2 separate regions of the Homo sapiens genome follow, and region 2 is linked to region 1. Evidence: chromatin loops called from intact Hi-C (ENCODE). Cell type or tissue: heart right ventricle. All regions are shown on one strand.

Region 1 (5,000 bases):
GCAAAAGCTGAGAGAAGATTTTCAGAAGCAACTGGAGAATGACCAGAATAGGAGGAACCCCCTGCATCCCCACAGGGTGCCCTGGAGAAGCTCTATGTGAATTCTCAGATTAACAGAGGGAATGAGTCCCAGCCAGTATTATCCATGAGAGAATCACATACAATACCAGCTAAGTACAGTGACACTTTGCTCCTCTTTCTCTGATCTGCATGCTGGATTCTATACTAGAGGAATTAGAAAGCAGGAAAGAGATGAGAAATAGTCAGAAAAACACTGAAAGAACAGTCATGCTCTCCTTCCTCAGAGTCAGAAGTAAGAAGAGTTAAGGAGAGAAGATTCAAGCTATATATGAGATTGGACTAAGTTTTTTTTTGGCTGGGGAGGGCGTTGTTTTGTTTTGTTTTTTTAATACAGGGTCTCACTCTGTCACCCAGGCTGGAGGACAGTGGTGCACTCATAGCTCATTGTAACCTCAATCTCCTGAGCTCAAGTGATCCTCCCACCTCAGCCTCCTAAGTAGCTGGGACTATAGGCATGCACCATCACACCCAGCTAATTTTTTTTTTTAATACAGACAGGGTCTTGCTAGGTTGCTCAGGCTGGTCTCAAACTCCTGGCCTCAAGTGATCCTCCCACTCAGCCTCCCAAAGTAGTGGAGTTACAGGCGTGACCCACCATGCCCAGCCCAGACTAACATTTTTAATACCTGAAAACAGGGGCTAGGCACAGTGGCTCATGCCTGCAATCTCAGCACTTTGGGAGGCCCAGGCAGGAGCCCAGGAATTCAAGACCAGCCTGGGCAACATAGTGGGACCTCATGTGTACCAAATACACACACACACACACACACACACACACACACACACACACACACACACAATTAGCCAGGTATGGTGCATATTCCTGTAGTCCCAGTTGCTCCGGAGACTGAGATTGAGGATCACTTGAGCCCAGGAGGTTAAGGCTGCAGTGAGGCAACAGAGTGAAACCATGTATTAAAAATAAGAAACCATGTATTAAAAATAAGAAACAAACAAACAAGGACTCTTGTTACAGCTGAATGTGAGCCAAAAGCTATGAAATCTACCAGAGATTGAAGTTACAGAGCACAGAAGGGAGATTTAGCATAGTATGGTTGAAAGCAACCAAGGGAGAAAAAGTTGTTTCCCATTTGTACCTCTCAGAATTTAGCCTTGGGCTAAACTCATGTTATGAAGCAGTTACCCAAATCAGGCAAAACATTACTATTTAATAAAGCTTGATGGTGGGTGTAGTCACCAGCCTTCAAGATGGCCCCAAGGATCCCCACCTACTGTTATTCACAAGCTTCTGTAATTCTCTGCCACACAAGGGGACCAGGGCTGGTTTGGTTGATCAATAACATATGAGAGTAAGATTAGATTATTTTAAAAGACTGTGGCTTCCTCTCTGTCTCTCACTCTCTTCCCCTCTCCTCTTGCTCTAGGGGAAGCACGTCCTGTGAAGAGTCCCACATGTCAAGGAACTGAGCTTCTAGCCGACAGCAAGCAAGAAACCAAAACCTGCTAACACGGGTGAGTCTGGAAGCAGATTCTCCAGCTCCAGTTGAGCTTTGAGATGACTGCAGCTTCATCTCACACTTGACTTACCTTGCGAGATACCCTTAGCCAGAACCACCCAGCTAAACCACTCTCTGCTTCCTGACCCTCAGAAATAGTGTGAGATAAATTTTTGCTGTTTAAGCTGCTACATTTTGAGGCGATTTATCCCACAGCAGTAGATAACTATTATAGTGTACACATAAATACTTGATATACAAAAAAAACTCATAATAATTTAAATATATAGCACAAAGTTTTCCCCCACGTTTACCATCTTGAAGCTAAAGTAACAAGAGCTCTTAGGGGTGAGGACATTCAGAGAATTTAGAAACTATCCCTGACTTGGATGAAAGATTCTTATATTCCCCTGAGAGCACACTCATAAAATAAACCAGGATTTAGAAATAAGAAATGCCATGAAATTAGTTCCTCTGAACTCAAATTATTGGAATAATCTATAAAATCAAAGGTCGCTGGTATAGGAGTCAAAGAGTGCCACCTGGGAGTGCCGCTTAATATTGCCATAGATACGGCAGGTAGCTACCAAAACAGATTCAAAAAGCAACACTCCTGCAATGCTCCTGACTGACACTAGATGGCGGTAAAGTTTTATCATGCAGTTAAATTTCAATTAGTCTGGCCAGGGTTAAAATAATTTAATGAGCATAAGGCGAAAAAATTAAAAGAACCCTTACTTAATTACTTAGTAAATACTATTTTTGAATTATTATTTCTAAGCTGGAATTAAAATTGAGTTGCTTATACTGATCTGTGACCTGAAACCATTTTTGAAAGGAGGTGGGTTAAAGTGTATTCATTATTCATTTTATAAAAATGAATAGTTTAATAATTGTAATCACTGCAGTATTAGCATCCATTCAGCTATTCCTCATCTGAAATTTGAGATGGTTTCAGCAGAATTGAGGCCCAGTTTACTTTTGAAAGATTGGTATTTATAAATAAGACTAGGAAAGTACTCGAATAATTGCAGGGCATTTTTCATTTCTCTCCTTCAAATTATTCCCTATTATAAGAGGTTGTCTGGCTTAATAATTAATAGCACAGACCTAGAACCAGACTGTGTAAGCTTAAATCCTAGCCCTACTTTAGATTATACCTCATGATCTACCTTATGAATGAGTCACAAATGAATTCATACACATAAAGTACTAGAAACAATACTTTTTCTTTAGAGATTCTATTTAAATATTAACCATTATTATCACTTCACATAAGTTCCCTGAGTCTGAGATAGAGCATGCTATGGAAATATACAGTAAAAACTGAAGCATGAAATCTAGGTCAATTTCCCAATGTCACACAATCAGCAGAATCAAAGTCCACAGATAAAAACAGACGAACACTACCACTTGGAATTGCCCTTTGCTATTGACATAGAGGGTCTGCTTCCAAAAACGACGAGTAAACTAGGAGTAGAACACAAACCTTCCAAATCACAAGCCAGTGACCTGTCCACTGCACCATGACAAACCAGGCTGATTTATTGACTGAAGAAACTCCTAAAAGACAAGTATTTGACAATATTGGCTGCTAGTTAAATGGCAGGTGAAATTCTAAAGTATTAACAGACACTTCTGTCCATTTACTGCATTCTGTTTATCACTTCATGAGGTTCTGCCTTAATTGCCTCAGAGAAGGGAGGATACAACATAATCCAGAAAACAGAATCTTCCTAAAGCTTAGGCCCCAGAAATGAGATAAAAGGTGTAGAAGGAAACCTGCCCTGTTAGGACAGAGCTTCCTCTGCTCCCAAGACTCAGAAGATTTATCTGATAGAGCAGAATGGAGAGATTTGAAAGAAAAGTGAAGACACCAGTGGGCTTCTGAAAAGGGACCCTGGGTCTAACCTACTTTTATCTTAAGCTGAGCCCTATATTTGGGGTCACAGGGAGGAATAATAAAATGTCCAAACACGTTTGGGGATTCTAGAGCTGAGTATCCTGCTCCCCTTTGGGTGGAATCTGGGAGCTATAGGACTCTCTAGTTCCCCACATCTGGCTTGTGCAGAAGTGGAAGGAAAATCTGTATGACATGTCTAGGCAGATGGTCCGCTAAGAGCTTCACAAAGTTCCAAAGCCACAGAGTGGTGTGGTGGCAGAGAATGGTGCCAGAAATGCAAGATGAGCATAGACCAGAGTTTCTCACAGTGCAGCTGGCGAAGAAGCATTCGAATATCGCCAACATGCAGAACGCGGCACAAGCAAAGCTCTCAGAAGCCACAGACCAGAAGAGGCTGGACCATCAGAAACAAAGGAGGGTACGGCAGGGACCCCCCCTAGAAAATGGGAGTATCCTTTAGGATATCAGTTTAGCTGTTTTCAAAGAGACCAACATAACTGAGCCTTAAACAAGATAGAATGCTCATTTCTATCCACATACAAGTTCAAGGTAATACTGGTCAGGGGGCTAGAGCTGCTCTGCACCACCAGATCACCCAGGAGCCCAGGTTCCTTTCATCTTGTTACTTTGCCACCCCACAGAATGCTATCCTTGTGCCCTCACGGAAACAAAGCCAACTCATCATCACCACATCCTCATTCCAGCCTGGGAGAAAGAGAAAAAGGGATGTGCAAAGCTGAGGGTTCAGAGATGCCATTTAAGGGCCTGAGCCAGGAGGAGGTACGCCGTTCCCACTTGCTGCCGACCTGCCAGCCTTAGACACATGTCCACACCTCACTTCAGAGAGGCTGGGAAGTGGGCAGCCTGTGCCTAGGTAAAAATAAGGTAGTTCTTTGACCAAAGAAAGAGTACATGGATATCTGCAGATAAGTGGTGATCTCTGCTATGCTCAGTGTCACATGAAGGCCAAGGTGGATATATACAGGGTACATACAGGGTAAGACTGTATTTTTTCCAATGCCTTAATGCTACATACACCACTCGAATCTTAGATACAACTCTGGGCATTGGGGGCAGGGGGTGCCTGAAATTTAGCTGGCCAGTGTTTATCATATGATTTAAAACAAAAGCTCTGGCCAGATATGGTGGCTCATGCCTGTAACCCCAGCACTTTGGGAGGCTGAGGCGGGCAGATTGCTTGAGCTCAGGAGTTTGAGATCAGCCTGAACAATATGGTGAAACTCCATTTCTACTACAAATAGGAAAGAAATTAGCTGGGCATGATGGCATGTGCCCGTAGTCCCAGCTACTTGGGGGCGGGGGGGGGGCGGCGCCGAGGCAGGAGGATAGCATGAACCCAGGATGCCAAGGCTGCAGTGAGCTGTGACTGCACAACTGCACGACTGCACTCCCGCCTGGGTGACAAAGTGAGACTCTGTCTGAATAAAAAGCTCTGTCCAAATGAGACTATGTTAATAAATAAACAAGGCAATCAAATTGTCTCTCTTGAGCATCTGAACCAGAAATAGATTGAAGAATATGGTATGATAGAGCCGTAAG
Region 2 (5,000 bases), 1.9 Mb after region 1:
TATTACTTGTCTTCTTAGGATTTTGAAGGGTTTTTAGGAGGATAATTTAGATGGCTTAGATCTCTTTAAATGACCGCTGCGCTGGCCTTCTCTTTTACATTTCCCTACAGTAAGCACCGGTATGCTAGTCTATTGTGGAACCAACTGTGCTAGAAAATATGTGTTTGTAATGATGGCAATGATAGTAATTTAGTGGTGTTATATTCTCTGAATCTGGTAAAGACATGGAGGAGTAATATTCAAGTCATCATCTATATAATAGAGTAAAATTTCATTTAAAAAGGCATAAAATTATCCATGAGGTGAAACCCATTTTTGCCGTGAACCACATTTATTATTAAGGGTAAAATCTGCTTCTCTTCTTCAGGAGGCTGAAGTAGGCAGTTTAGCACTCACTTCCATGTGGCATATTAAGCAAGGATATTTTGCACTTTCTTCTCATTGTAAACATTCTTTATTTGCTCTTTTCCTGTGATGTCCTAATAATAAGATTTGACTTTAGGCACATGGGCAGGGTGAGGACCTAAAAGTCCTGAGCTAAGGCATAGGCTCCAGCTAACTCTATCAGAGAGCTCTACCTAAAGGCCTGGGACACAAACACAGCTGACAATGACGTATTATTTGCCTTCTTTTTGTCAGGATTTCTTTTGCATATGACTTCCCAAGAAATTTCCTAGGAACCTAGGTCCCTGGGTCTCCAGGACACCATCATTTCCATTCCATCAGTACTTTATAGGATTCCTACTAGAAACAAAAAAGAAAAAAAGTTTTCTGCTTAGCCCCAGTTAACCTGAAAATTCAATTAAACAGCATCCTCCAAACACTACAGTTCATTGACGATTAACTATGCACGTTCTTGGAAAGGCCAAACTAGATGAAACTGACATTTTGAGAACTGTATTTTGCACTGAAATAGAAATTGAAGTAGGAATATGTTTTTCCTTGCTTGTTTTGATAGCATTTTACTGATGGGAAGTTTGGGGAGGCCTGAGGGGGCAAATATTGAGCTTTTGATTTATTATCAGTGAACATTTGCTCCAAATTGTACCCCATTGCTTCATTTACAAGTGATGTTTATCTTTTTGCTTTGGAATTTTATTGGTGCTTTCTCTCTTGCTTCCCTAGAAGATCGTTGGATATATAAGGGCTACAGTCACTGAGGTTAGTGTTGTGTTCTGCATTGGAGGAATTTTCTTGACTTTATCCCAGAATTAGTGGATCCATTCTACTTGGTGACACACTCCTGCCAGAGCAACTGGCAGATGGTCTAGTGTGGAGGATTGCATTGGAATGGGGAAGATGCTGGTAGGAGAGTGAGTCCCATTTATTTAAAGCCATAATCCTCCATTTTTCTCCTGATATTAAGCATTCCTGCTTCATAACTTTGTTCCACCACTCTAATTAGGCAGGCAGCCTTCCTCTGCCATTTTATTTTTTTATTTTATTTTATTTTTGAGACAGGGTCTCATTCTGTCATCCAGGCTGGAGTACAGTGGTGCAATCTGGGCTCACTGCAGCCTCAGCCTCCTGTGCTGGAGTGTTCCTCCTGTCTCAGTCACCCAAGAAGCAGGGACTACAGGCGTGTGCCACCACGCCCAGCTAACTTTTGTCTTTTTTGTAAAGACAAGGTTTCTCTGTGTTGCCCAGGCTGCTCTTGAACTCCTGAGCTCAAGTGATTTGCCTGTCTCAGCCTCCCAAAGTGCTGGGATTATAGGTGCGAACCATCACATCTGGCCCTCCTCTGCCATTTTATATTTCCACTTGGTTGTACTTCATTTTCAAATTCAACATTTTTATTCCTGACACAGAAAACTTTGCCTAAACTACTCTTGGGTGAATGTCTGGGGGCGTTATTCCATAAGTCTACAGCTTGATTCAATCTCCTGCTGAAATTATAAACGGGAAACAGCAGAGTCAATGAAAGGTGACAAGTGGTGCTAACTGAGTGACAAAGGTAATCTCATTCCACTAGAGTTTTTCAAACCAGTGATAGACTAGACACAGAGCACATGCCCTGTAAGATGTGTGTGGTGCTGTTTTGTCTTTGGATTGTATTACTGTGCCTTGAATGACATTAGTTCTTTTATATCTTACGTTCCTCTCAGAACATTATTCTTAGAACATGCTACCTTATGTTCTAGGCCCGGAAGTGTAAGAAACCTATGAATAACATATTTCTGAGTGTCTAGAAATCCAGATATTGTTTTTTGTTTGTTTGTTTGTTTGTTTTAAAGTGTTCTTGATGGAAGGAAAAGGAAGCCTCCATTTGCTTCTAAGGAAATAATAATTTCTTTCCTCCAATGTCTCTTGGATAGCTAATGGCTCTAGAGACAGGCACGGACATGTCTATGGATATAGTCATATGAGCTCAGAATTTTACCTTTGATTTGCTGGGAATCTTTTCTTTAGAGCCCTTTCATGGACATTAATTATCAATTTTTATTTTTAAGCTGTGGATAGTTTACTCACCCTTGAGAGAAACTTTCTTATGTAAAAGTTGTTTTCCACGGTCCCAAGATGGAAAACGACAACTCTTTAATCAAAAGGCTCTGAGGTATTGGTGCCATCTTTGTCTCTGGTTCCCAAAGAATGTTCTTGGAATGCTGACACCATAAGGAAAGTGTGGGGCAGCAGGCCTTAAGGGAGATTGTTAAAGCAAGACCGACATCTTCTGTGCATAGCCAATGCCTGCTTTTTCTCCACCATCTTCTTCCAAGTGGTTATCATTCCTCCTCCATGGAGATCCTGCTTTTGCTGCCCTTTCCAGCCTTTAGCTGATACAGGGAGTATGGAAAACGTAGTGTTCCTTTAATGGTTTATAAAATCAGACCTTCTTAGGAGGTCACACCGAGGGGAATGTTGCTAAAAACAACTGGCTCTTTGGCAATGCTAATCTGCATTTTCCTAAAACACATATCCAAGAGGGAAAAAGTGCATGTGTTAAGATGAAGATGGAGAATGAAGTTATCGATCTTCTTAAAGTTCATAATGTTGGAAGGGTCATGAGAGAAACACACTCTCAAACTGAGTAATAATCTACAAAGAGTTAAAACAAAAGTTCCTCCAGCCATAGCTGCACCAAGAGAAGTGGGACAGAAGTTCTGATTGAGAACTTTGATTTGCCACAGATTGTTTGAGTCTTACATGAAATTTGGAAAGGTTCCCTGACATCAAAGGCTGTTTCTTTTGGCTAATCTATTGAGTATGTTGTACCTGTCCTCCCATGAGCCCCCCCACGACTGGGAACATATGTCAGATTCTTCTTGTGCCAGTAATTTAGAGGCTCGTGACAAGAAAATATCCTTTTTCTAAGAAAAAAAGAGAGGGTGGTCCTGGGGAATGTTAATGCAGCAGAGAATAGCAATGATTTACTCCTCCCTGAAAAAAATATGCCAAGTCTGATAGACCCATATCTGAATATTATCTGCATAATTTGAAAATAACACATAGAAGGAAATAGGCCCAATCTCAGTATCCTGTTCACATTTACATCTGGAACAGCTGCCAGGGCCTCTCAGAGTTGATTTTGTTCAGTTCTGCAGGGCCGATCTGAAACCCAGGCAGAAAATGAAAGTGAGCAAATTTACCTCTGGCATTCAAAGAAATGCTTTTGGTCAAAGTGAGTATTTCTGACCATGACTCATTTTCAAAAGAAGCATTGAATTCGCTTTGTCATCTTTGCCTGGATCGGGCTCAATCAGCCCTTTTATGATTTTTAAAATATCCTATATAGGCGGGATGGCATTTATTAGGCTTCAGTTATTCAATATTGCATTTCAATGTATAAAAGTCACTGTTCAATTGAATATTGAGTTTTCTGAGGAAGTAAACCTACAGAAAAGAAATTTGCAAGAATCTAAAATAAATGAGTTTGAGAAAGATCAAACTGCCCTATGGCTGTTTCAAAGATCAAAAGATCTCTCTTTTATAGAAATCAGGAGCAGTTTGAATAGCCTCTTTCCTCTATCGCAAAGCCCCATTTTTTCACTATCATTGATAGCTTGGGACTGCACCATAATGGTATGAAAGGCCCTGGGGAGGAGGGAAGACGATTTTATTCCCAAAAAGGACGCAGGACTTTTTCGTCTGAAATAGCTGGCTTTTAATTTAATTTGATCTGGAGCCCAGTAGAGTGAGCAAATGAAAACCTGTCCTTAGCTCCTTCAGGAGGAGCAGTGGCCTTGAGGGGCATGAGAGGGTCTCCTGATAATTGTTTTTAAAGGCTGCCGTGTATCTTTGTTTCTGCTTCTAGGAGAGGCTGGATTATATGGTAGATCGCTATCTTTGAGTTTATGTGTTATGCATAACCTTAGGAAGTTACTTAATCTTTGTAGATCTCAGCTACTTCATGTGTAAAATGGGGATAATAATATGTACCTTATTCTTGGAGTAAGCTCCTTCCAACTCAGGGCCTTTGCTGGTGCTGTTCCTTCCACTGGACTAATTCATGCTTGGCCCCAGAACCCAGCTGGAACAGCTTTTTTCTGGGAGGGCTTCCATGGACCCTCAGACCAAGTCATGCTAACTCCTCCTCCTCCTCCATTAGACCATGTGCTATGATTTTCCTTGTAGTACTTGCCTCAGTTATAATTGAAAACGTTTTGTGTAAGTACTGATGTCATGTCTGGCTCCCTCTATAAGGGATTAGGAAACCTAACTTATTCATCTGTCTCATAAACTAGAACAAAAACAAAATATTTATTGTATGAATGAAATCAACAAAGTCTACTAGCAAACGATAAGTGATTAAGAAATGGCAATTTCCCTTGTTCCCCTACACTGTGAGATCCTGGAAGCCAGGACAAGCCTTACCTCTTTACCAGAAGCACCTAGGGTGGGGTCTTGACAAAGTAGCTGATTCAGGAACATCTGTGGATGTGCACGTGGACATTGTCAATCATCTCTGTCTACCTATTTGCCTTCTTCCTCAGCCTGTTCTCTGTCTTCTATCTAAAAGTGCACTATCAATTTTCAGAGAGATGCTAGAACCCTTGTTCATT

Evidence for each region. Peaks named below come from ENCODE experiments on the same cell type or tissue, not always from the same donor. Only the 100,000 strongest peaks of a DNase experiment are listed, where the experiment ranks them.
Region 2: it touches region 1 in a loop (18-fold over the local background); 1 of 110 quality-filtered maps calls a loop at or near these places.

What each region holds. Positions count from the first base shown.
Region 1 is chr10:63,717,347-63,722,346 of GRCh38, reverse strand. No RefSeq gene overlaps it. Among named protein-coding and RNA genes, the nearest start is that of REEP3, 200 kb to the right of the region's middle. In heart right ventricle, a CTCF peak has its summit at 2,166 (motif pointing right); a DNase peak (open chromatin) is centred at 2,156; H3K27ac peaks cover 1,903 bases.
Region 2 is chr10:61,785,486-61,790,485 of GRCh38, reverse strand. All of the region lies in intron 3 of LINC02625 (long intergenic non-protein coding RNA 2625), which reads left to right. Among named protein-coding and RNA genes, the nearest start is that of LINC02625, 80 kb to the left of the region's middle. In heart right ventricle, no CTCF peak of the experiment used is centred here; no DNase peak of the experiment used is centred here.